2 separate regions of the Homo sapiens genome follow, and region 1 is linked to region 2. Evidence: chromatin loops called from intact Hi-C (ENCODE). Cell type or tissue: heart right ventricle. All regions are shown on one strand.

Region 1 (5,000 bases), 1.3 Mb after region 2:
GCACAAAGCAGACAATAGCCACCACGCATCTCTTGTGGTACAAACTGCCATAATTCTAGTCCCCACTGACTGGTCAAGGGGCAAGGATTCTGTCTTCCATGAGCAGACGGGACCCACCACCCTGCAGCAGCTCCCACACTGGGCCAGCATCCTCCTCTGAGGCCACAGTCCCTCTGCAGGCCAGGCCAGACAGTCAGATCTTCTGTAGCCGCAGCCTAATCTGGGTGCTTAGGTGCCCATGCGCTCTCAGCTCCCCACAGCACGCAGCATGGCAGGCCGTGCACCTAGGCCTGACTCAGAGTCGGCTTCCCTTCAGTTTGCCGCCATCTGAGCTTCCTCTCCTCCCCTCAGTAGTGACCCAGTCCCTTCTGGAAACAAGGATGACAGCGAAGCAGAAAAGAGCAAATAATGCTTTTTTTTTTTTTAAGAGTGGTGGGGGAGGGGGGTTTAGAGACTGAGTCTTGCTCTGTCACCTGGTCTAGAGCACAGTGATGCAATCACAGTTCATTGCTGCCCGGAACCCATGGCCTCGAGGGATCTTCCTGCCTCAGCCTCGATGTAGCTGGGACTACAAGCATGGGGCCACACCTGGCTAATAATGCTTATCTTTAAATCTGACAGGGTTGACAAACCCTGGAAATGTGAAACCAACATAACCGTAAGCCATAACTGATATTAAGAAAATCCTGGAAATCTTCAGGAATTGCGTGCTCTCGGGGCTAGTGGGGAGCCCTGTTCAGGCCTCCTCACTTTATGAAGGATGAGAAGGCCCAGAATAGAATGGCCTGCAGTGCCTTGCAGTGGGGAAACCAGCTTTGCTTAGCCCTGCTCCCTCGGGAGGGGCTACTGAGTCAGACGGGCTAGACAGTGGGATTGAACCAAGTGTGGCTGCAGGTTGGGGTGTGAGGGCAGGGTGACTGATGCCCCTACACCTGGTCCCTGGAGGGCCCTCCTAAACGCCAAAAACAGTCAATGACCACTGAATGTTAAAAACAGCCTGGCTCAGCAGGGGTCAGTGGCTCGTGCCTGTAATTCCAGTGCTTTGGGAGGCCAAGGTGGGAGGATCCTTTGAGGCCAGGAGCTAGAGACCAGCTGGGACAACATAGTGAGACCTCCATCTCCACAAAAAATTTAAAAATTAGCCAGGTGTGGTAGTGTGCACCTGTAGTCCCAGCTACTCAAGAGGAGGTGGGAGGATTGCCTGAGCCCACGAGGTTGAGGCTGCAGTGAGCTATGAGTGTGCCACTGCACTCCAGCCTGGGTGACAGAGCAAGACTGTCTCAAAAATAAATAAATAAATAAAAAGTAAAAGAAAATGCACAATTAGCTCAAATACTTTAATTAATCTAAAATATCCAACGTATTATTTCAATATGTAGTCAGTACATAAATTATTCATAAGATGTTGCATTCACCTTTGTTCTTTTTCTTGTTTCTTTGTAGAAATGGGTGGGGTCTTGCTATGTTGCCCAGGCTGGTCTCAAACTCCGAGCTTCAAGTGATGCTCCTGCCTCAGCCTCCAAAAATGTTGGGATTACAGGTGTGAACCAATGCCCAGCCTCATTCACTTTGGGGTTTTTTGTTTATTTTTGAGACAGGGTCTCACTCTCTCACCCAGGCTGGAGTGCAGTGGTGCAGTCACAGCTCACTGCAACCTCAACCTCCCAGGCTCAAGCAATCCTCCAACCTCAGCCTCCCAAGTAGTTGGAACTACAGATGTGTGCCACCATGCCCTGCTAATTTTTGTATGTTTTGTAGAGATTGGGTCTCCCTGTGTTGCCCTGGCTAGTCCTGAACTGCTGAGCTCAAGAGATCCAGCAGCCTCGGCCTCCCAAGGTGTGGTGGGTTTTTTGCATTCCCTTTTGTACCGGTCCTTTGGCATCTGCTGCGCATACCACACGCAGTGCAATGACCACGCCAGCCATGTGTGGCTCGAAGTTCCTGTATCAGGCAGCACAGCTCAGGTGAGACTCACGGCTTCCACACTCCAAACGTCATCTTACACGCATGCTCTGGACAACTTTTAAAACGTATAGTTTCCCTAAACTTAAATATAACGCTTGACTGAATTTATTTTTCCCTCAATGACTCCAGACTCTCACCAAGACAAGCATCGACCCTCTGTGCTTCTGGGGTTTTCTATTTCCCCTTCCCTGTGGGTATGAGTGAATCTGGTGGTGGTTGTTCCCACAGGCCGTCTGCATGGCTGGGGGACAGGCATCCAGAGGACCCAGGGTGCCTGCTGCAGCTCACAGAGGCAAGCTCGAGAGGGCCTGGCCCATAGCCTGGAGAACTCAACACCCGAGTCCTGTGGGAAACCTATGGCCTCCATGCCCCTCCCCCCGGATTACTCCGACAACCCCCCTGCCATATGGGGTGACAGAATCCTCCACCCCAGATTCTGCCATTACCAGGGCAGCTGGAGCTCTGTGTGGTCAGAAGCTGTAATATGTGGGCCTCAGAGAGCTCTCAGCATTCCATCTGTGGCCTCTGCCTCTCACTCAGCAGCACACGTCTGCCCCATTCCCCTCCACCTCCTCCTCAGGTTCCACTCTATCCCCATGGGGCCTCGGTGCCCTCATGTCGTGGCTTTCTGCCACCCAGCCTACAGGACCTGGGCTATGCTTCCAGGACACAGCCCTCGAGAAACAAATGACCCTGAGGGGCCCAGCACTCCAGGCCACTCCTGTCCTCGGGTAAATTCTCTTGGAGCCCCCATTCGCTCACATGGCACCCCCTAATCCTCCTGGCCCCTCTATGCCTGCATTTCCAGTGCCACAACCCCCACATACATCTTGACTGTGCCCCCCCACCTGCCTCCTCCTGCCCTGGGCCTACCAGCACCTGGACAGCGCTCTGCCTCTCCCATGCCCTCCCACTGCCCCAGCTCACACGTGTGGGGCTCTGCTGACCCTTCCTGCTCCACCCTGTGTAACCCTTGCTGCTCTCTGGGCTCTGAAGCCTCCTCCCAACTCCATTGCTAGTGGTTTTTCTTTTCCTTTCTTTTCTTTTTTTTTTTTTGAGACAGGGTCTTGCTCTGTTGCCCAGGCTGGAGTCCAGTCACAAGCTCTTGGCTCACTGCAACATCCCCCTCAGGCTCAGGCAATCCTCCCACCTCAGCCTCCCAAGTAGCTGGGAATACAGATGGGCGCCACCACCACGCCCACCTGGCTAGTTTTTTTTTTTTTTGAGATGGAGTCTCGCTCTGTCACCCAGGCTGGAGTGCAGTGGCGCAATCTTGGCTCACTGTAAGCTCCACCTCCCAGGTTCACGCCATTCTCCTGCCTCAGCCTCCCAAGTAGCTGGGACTAAAGGCACCTGCCACCATGCCTGGCTAATTTTTTTTTTGTATTTTTAGTAGAGATGGGGTTTCACCGTGTTAGCCAGGATGGTCTCGATCTCCTGAGCTCGAGATCCGCCCGCCTCAGCCTCCCAAAGTGCTGGGATTACAGGCGTGAGCCACCGCGCCGGGCCCTGCCTGGCTAGTTTTTGTATTTTTTGTAGAGATGGGGTCTTGCTATGTTGCCCAGGCTGATCTTGAACTCCTGAGCTCAAGGAATCCACCTGCCTTGACTTCCCGAAGTGCTGGGATTACAGGTGTGAGCCAGCACACTGGTCTCACTGGTGGTTTTCCTCACTGCCTCTCACTGGACTGAGTGTGATCATCTCACTTCCCTGCCACGCCCTCTGCCCTGAGAGCTAGGCCTGGCACCCAGAGCCCTGAGTGAGTGCTAAGTGAGCAGCAACATCTCCTGGAGTGACAAGAACTCTGTTCCCAGTTTCTCCCTCCTGCTGGACACTTGCCCCTCAATTGCTCATCTCAGCCTGCAGTCCATACACCCCTACTCCAGGCCTGTCCTTCAGGCCCTCTCCACCCTCTCTTGGGCCTGAGCTCTGGGTGGCAGTGAGGTGGCCGCTGTCAGGAGGCTCATGCAGGAGGCGCGACCAAAGACCCCTGGGCTCTCACAGGCCCCTGATCACACCTGGTGACACCTGGAAAGTGTCCCAACTCAGGAGTGAGGCGGGCAAGGGGGCTGAGTGCTGGAGTGTGGCCATGGGACCAGCACATGGCATCTGTGTGGCACTGCCTGGCAGACTCTGGGAAGGTGGGAGTCTCTGTTTCAGCCTCCAGACTTCCTGTCCAGGTAGGGGACAACTTCTAAGAGGCCGAGGCGTTTGTCACGCCTGGGGCTGTGCTCTCCAGCAGAGCACACTGCACCCGGCTGGCTGTCTTCCCCTGGAGAGGGGCTCTTTACACTCACCACTAGTTCGCCTCTGGGGTGTGGGGATGTTGGTCCTGTCCCCGGATGCCAGCCCGACTGTGGGGTCTAGAGACTGCCACACCATGTCTCTAATAAACCGAGTCAGAAATAGTGCCCTGTGGCTAAGCGGCAGGGCAGCGGTGGCCTGCATGATCCTGCCCTTGCAGCTCAAAGCTGCTTGGGCCTCTTGGGGCCATGCAGTTTCCATGAAAACAAGGAAGAGCACCAACCCCCAGAGATAAGCCAATAAACGCAACCTGCAAAAGGAGAGAACAGGCAGCAAGAGAGGCGGAGGGAACCCGGGGGGCCTGGAGAGAGAGGTGAGTGTGTGGCAGCTGGGCTGTGGAGCATAACCAGAGAGGCCGCAGGCTGCGGGCTGGAGGAAAACGAGGGCCTTGCAGGGGGGCTACTGTTCCTGGCAGAGAGAAAGGAGGCCTCTGGAGGTCAGAGAGAGACACAAAGAGAGCAGACAGAGCGAGGGTCAGTGAAGAGGCCAGCACGCAGGTGCCCGGGCCCTCTTGGGTCAGCGGGCGTGGGTGCCCAGGCCCTGGCACTTCCCCCATGAAGGCAGCCTGCTTTCCACGCCTTCTCATGATGCCTGTGAGGGTCTCCTCCTGCTTCCAGGCAGGGAGCCAGCTCTGGGCCTCCTTCCATTGGCCTGGGAGGTTGTGCTGCATTTCAGAGAGAGCCATCGGGAGCAGAAGCAACATGCGGAGAGGATGAGCAGGGACGGAGGCT
Region 2 (5,000 bases):
ATCCGCTGCCTCAGCCTCCCAAAGTGCCGACTTTTTCAATTCTTTTTTGAGATGGAGTCTCGCTCCGTTGCCAAGCTGGAGTCCAATGGCATGATCTCGGCTCACTGCAACTTCCGACTCCCTGGTTCAAGCAATTCTCCTGCCTCAGCCTCCCGAGTAGCTGGAATTACAGGCACATGCCACCACATCCAGTTAATTTTTGTATTTTTAGTAGAGATGGGGTTTCACTATGTTGGCCAGACTGGTCTCAAACTCCTGACCTCGTGATCAGCCCTCCTCGGCCTCCCAAAGTGCAGAGATTACAGACGTGAGTCACCATGCCCGGCCGCTTTTTCTTTTTTCTCCTTTTTTTTTTTTTGAGATGGTCTCGCTCTGTCGCCCAGAGTGGAGTGCAGTGGCGCGATCTGGGCTCACTGCAAGCTCCGCCTCCCGGGTTCACGCCATTCTCCTGCCTCAGCCTCCCTAGTAGCTGGGATTACAGGCGCCCGCCACCACGCCCGGCTAATTGTTTTTTGTATTTTTAGTAGACAGGGTTTCACGTGTTAGCCAGGATGGTCTCGATCTCCTGACCTCGTGATCCGCCCGCCTCAGCCTCCCAAAGTGCTAGGATTACAAGCGTGAGCCACTGCGCCCGGCCAGCTTTCTCTTTTTCTTTTTTCAGACGGAGTCTCGCTCTGGGCTCTGTCGCACAGGCTGGAGTGCAGTGGCGCGATCTCAGCTCACTGCAACCTCCGCCTCGCGGGTGCAAGCAATTCTCTTACTCAGCCTCCCAAGTGGCTGGGATTACAGGCGCCCGCTACCACGCCCGGCTAATTTTTGTATTTTTTACTAGAGACGAGGTTTCACCATCTTGGCCAGGCTGGTCTTGAACTCCTGACCTCGTGATCCACCCGCCTGGGCCTCCCAAAGTGCTGGGATTACAGGCGTGAGTCACCGCTCCCGGCCTCAATTCTTAACCTAGCTATCAACTGCAGTGTTAAAGAAAAACGCCTCAGTCCTAAGGCACTTGGTCAAGAAAACGCTGCACTACTACAAAATGATCAAAGCAGCATTAAACTGTGGACTGTTCGGTAAGTGCGGAGCTCTAGAGACGATGAAGGGGAGAGCATCTCTGCTCAGAAGAAGCTTTCATGGGCAGCGACTGAAAGAATGAGGCCCAGAGGAATTTCTAGGAAATTTCCAAGAAAGGAAATTCAAACCCGAGAATTCCCAAGAGGTGTCTCCCACACCCCTGTTATCTGACTCTGCCATGGCCACCCTCCCCCGTCACAGGTCTCTGCGTGCCATGCACCTAGAGTCCACTTCATGGCGACTCTCCAACACCTATTTTCTCCAGGAGCTGCTTCGGACCCCGTTTGTTTTTTGTTTTGTTTTGTTTTTCTGACAGCGACAGCCCTTGGGCAACGCTAATCATTCCAAGCAAATTCTGTCATGCCAAGACCTCCCTTAACAGCACGCGCCCACTTGTTCCCAACTCTCCTGCCAATTGGGCTTCGGGAGCCTCCAAAACCAAGGCTCGGAGATGTGGAGCACACAGGGGAAGGGTCGAGCTGGGACCCACACCCGGCTCTTACACCCACACCGCCTGTTGAGCCCAAGGCTCAACTTCAACACAAAGCTCTCCTTCCCTCAATTCCTTCAACGAAGGTTAACCTTCAGCGAACACCTACCGGACCGGGACAGAGTGTACGAGCCGCGCGGGAAGGTGGCACAAAGGCATGGCCCAGAGGGGTGGCAGAAGACTCAACCGGGGCCCTCCACTCCCCAGCCTGCCCTGCCTGGGCAGAGCCGGCTGGCCGGCCCGAGTCCTGGGGCTCGCGGAGGAACGGAGATGGCCTCCGCAGGGGCTCGGGGAAGCCCCCAGGGCGCCGGACCGTCTCAGGCGCGCATCCCGCGCCACTCACCTGTGGGATCCATAGCGTCGCTCGCCTCAGAGATGGAAGCCGCCATTCCGCCACGGCGCCGAAAGTCGTCATCAAGCTGCGCGCAGAGCCACGCCCCGCGGCCGGGCGGGAAAAGCGCTTCCACCTCTTTGGGCCGTTACCTCAAAAGGCGCGTGCGCAAAGCGAAGGCCGGCCGGGCGGGGAAGAGAAATGGCGAGGCAGGAGTGCGGGGGAGGGAGTGGTCCTTAGCTGAATGCGCCTGCGTTGTGGCGGCCTCCGGCGCCCCAAGGTACTTTCTCCCCAGCAAGGAATCCGCGTGCGCGTAAGCAGTATTGTTGATTAGTGCCCCCCCCTTCCCCCCGCCCGCCCCGAAAAGCGACCCCTAGTGGTGCACCGGTGCGGACCAGAAAATTGCACGCTTTCTTGAAAGAGGCATTTACCGAGCGCCCAATGTATGCCTGGCACTGGGCTGGGTGCTGCCACCTAAGCGAGCACGACCAATGCAGTCTATCAGGGAGGCCCAGATCGCCAAGCAGCGGACCCCTGCGGTCCGCCATGCCACTCCCGGCTCCTAGAGCGCCGCTCAGCACACCGTGAGCGCCCAATAACTGTTGGGCTTCAATGACGCCGCGGAGGCGGCCCCGTCCCCGCGCTCCCGCCCCTCCCGCCAGGGCAGCCCGGGAGGCCAGACGTTGACGCTGCAGGGAGAGGGTGGTGGGCGCAGCCGCTAGGGGGCGCGGCGGGGCGGAGCGCACCTTTCCGCGGGCCGCGGGGATGGCGGCGCAGGGCGTAGGGCCTGGGCCGGGGTCGGCGGCGCCCCCGGGGCTGGAGGCGGCCCGGCAGAAGCTGGCGCTGCGGCGGAAGAAGGTGCTGAGCACCGAGGAGATGGAGCTGTACGAGCTGGCGCAGGCGGCGGGCGGCGCTATCGACCCCGACGTGTTCAAGTGAGCGGGGCGGGTGGGGGCCGCATGCTAGCCAGACACCCCCCGACCTCTGCTTTCCGGGTACGCCCGGCCCGCTGGTCGGGAGGAGCCCCCGCCCCCGTCCTTGTCGGGTCTTCAGGGAGGTGGCCGCGCCGGGCGGAGAGGGCTCACCGGCCCCGCGTCTGTCCCCGCCAGGATCCTGGTGGACCTGCTGAAGCTGAACGTGGCCCCCCTCGCCGTCTTCCAGATGCTCAAGTCCATGTGTGCCGGGCAGAGGCTAGCGAGCGAGCCCCAGGACCCTGCGGCCGTGTCTCTGCCCACGTCGAGCGTGCCCGAGACCCGAGGTCAGAGCTGGGCCCGCTGTCCCTGCCCCAGTGGCGGGGGTGGCGGGCGGGGAGGGGGCAGGCGCGGCACAGCGGCGGCGTGGCCCTGAGTGGCCAGGCCTGTCTGTCGGTCTAGGCCCAGCACCTGCAGGGCCCATCCGTGGGCTCTGCTCCTGGGCTTCGCTGCCAGCCTTAGGAGGCACGTCCAGGTCAGGTGGACGCAGAGTGCGTACCCCAGGGTGGTCCAGGCTGGGTAGGGCTCCTCCGCTTAGCTCCCCTCCACCTCTTCACTCAGGCCTTCATCCTACAACGTCGGGAATCAAGACAGTTTGGGGCTGGGCGCCCTGGCTCACGCCTATAATCTTTGGGACCCCAGGGCGGGAGGATCGTTTGAGGCCATGAGTTTTAGACCACTCTGGGTGACAGGGTGAGATCCTGTCTCTAAATGTTTTTCAAAAGACAGTCTCGATCTCTGTCCTGTGGTATACAGCATCCAGGGAAGTGCCCAGGGACCAGGGCAGGCAGAGGTCTTCCTGCCTTTACCCCACCTGGGCCCAGTTCCTGCGCAGGGGCTTGGCCAGTCCTGGTCAGCTTTCCCTCTGATGACTGCAGGAAGAGAGTCAGACGCGGAACTCCCAGGGTGCAGAGGCCTGCGGGGTCTGAAGGGCCTCCTCCCTCTCCAGTGTGGTGACTGGGCTGAGGAGATTCTGGGACTGAGAGTGTCATGGTGGAGCCTCTGTCCCTGCTCATCCTCTCCGCATGTTGCTTCTGCTCCCGATGGCTCTCTCTGAAATGCAGCACAACCTCCTAGGCCAATGGAAGAAGGCCCAGAGCTGGCTCCCTGCCTGGAAGCACGAGGAGACCCGCACAGGCATCCTGAGAAGGCGTGGAGAGCAGGCTGCCTTCATGGGGGGAGTGCCAGGGCCTGGGCACCCACACCCGCTGACCCAAGAGGGCCCGGGCACCTGCGTGCTGGCCTCTTCACTGACCTTCGCTCTGTCTGCTCTCTTTGTGTCTCTCTCTGACCTCCAGAGGCCTCCTTTCTCTCTGCCAGGAACAGTAGCCCCCCTGCAAGGCCCTCCTTTTCCTCCAGCCCGCAGCCTGCGGCCTCTCCGGTTCTGCTCCACAGCCCGGCTGCCACACACTCGCCTCTCTCTCCAGGCCCCCCGGGTTCCCTCCGCCTCTCTTGCTGCCTGTTCTCTCCTTTTGCAGGTTGCGTTTATTGGCTTATCTCTGGGGGTTGGTGCTCTCCCTTGTTTCCATGGAAACTGCCTGGCCCCAGGAGGCCCAAGCAGCTTTGAGCTCCAAGGGCAGGACCATGCAGGCCATCGCTGCCCTGCCGCTTAGCCACAGGGCACGATTTCTGACTCGGTTTATTAGAGACATAGTGTGGCAGTCTCTAGACCCCACAGTCGGGCTGGCATCTGGGGACAGGACCAACACCCCCACACCCCAGAGGCGAACTGTGGTGAGTGTAAAGAGCCCCTCTCCAAGGGAAGACAGCCGGCCAGAGTGCGGTGTGCTGTGCTGGAGAGCACAGCCCCAGGCGTGACAAACACCTCGGCCTCTTAGAAGTTGTCCCTTATCTGGACAGGAAGTCTGGAGGCTGAAACAGAGACTCCCACCTTCCCAGAGTCTCCTGGGCAGTGCCACACAGATGCCATATGCTGGCCCCGTGGCCACACTCCAGCACTCAGCCCCCTTGCCCACCTCACTCCTGAGTTAGCACACTTTCCAGGTGTCAGCAGGTGTGATCAGGGGCTCAGAGCCAGGGTCCTGTGAGAGCCCAGGGGTCTTTGGTTGCACCTCCTGCGTGCACTTCCTGACAGCGCCCACCTCACTGCCACCCAGAGCTCGGACCCAAGGGAGGG

The links. Peaks named below come from ENCODE experiments on the same cell type or tissue, not always from the same donor. Only the 100,000 strongest peaks of a DNase experiment are listed, where the experiment ranks them.
Region 1: it touches region 2 in a loop (9-fold over the local background); 18 of 110 quality-filtered maps call a loop at or near these places.

Annotation. Positions count from the first base shown.
Region 1 is chr2:131,486,194-131,491,193 of GRCh38, forward strand. All of the region lies in intron 2 of MZT2A (mitotic spindle organizing protein 2A), which reads right to left. MIR4784 (microRNA 4784) reads right to left here; the gene lies at 4,967-5,000. Among named protein-coding and RNA genes, the nearest start is that of MIR4784, 2.5 kb to the right of the region's middle. In heart right ventricle, no CTCF peak of the experiment used is centred here; a DNase peak (open chromatin) is centred at 2,288; H3K4me3 peaks cover 492 bases; H3K27ac peaks cover 1,927 bases.
Region 2 is chr2:130,179,626-130,184,625 of GRCh38, forward strand. It overlaps SMPD4 (sphingomyelin phosphodiesterase 4), which reads right to left and starts at 1,977. Exons shown (of 20, transcript NM_017951.5): 1 at 1,905-1,977. It overlaps MZT2B (mitotic spindle organizing protein 2B), which reads left to right and starts at 2,637. Exons shown (of 3, transcript NM_025029.5): 1 at 2,637-2,827; 2 at 3,002-3,150. The coding sequence starts at 2,658. RefSeq lists enhancers at 889-1,685, 3,586-4,322, 4,323-5,000 and silencers at 1,733-1,872, 2,383-2,892. In heart right ventricle, a CTCF peak has its summit at 2,574 (motif pointing right); DNase peaks (open chromatin) are centred at 2,056, 2,476, 3,684 and 3,998; H3K4me3 peaks cover 3,683 bases; H3K27ac peaks cover 3,207 bases.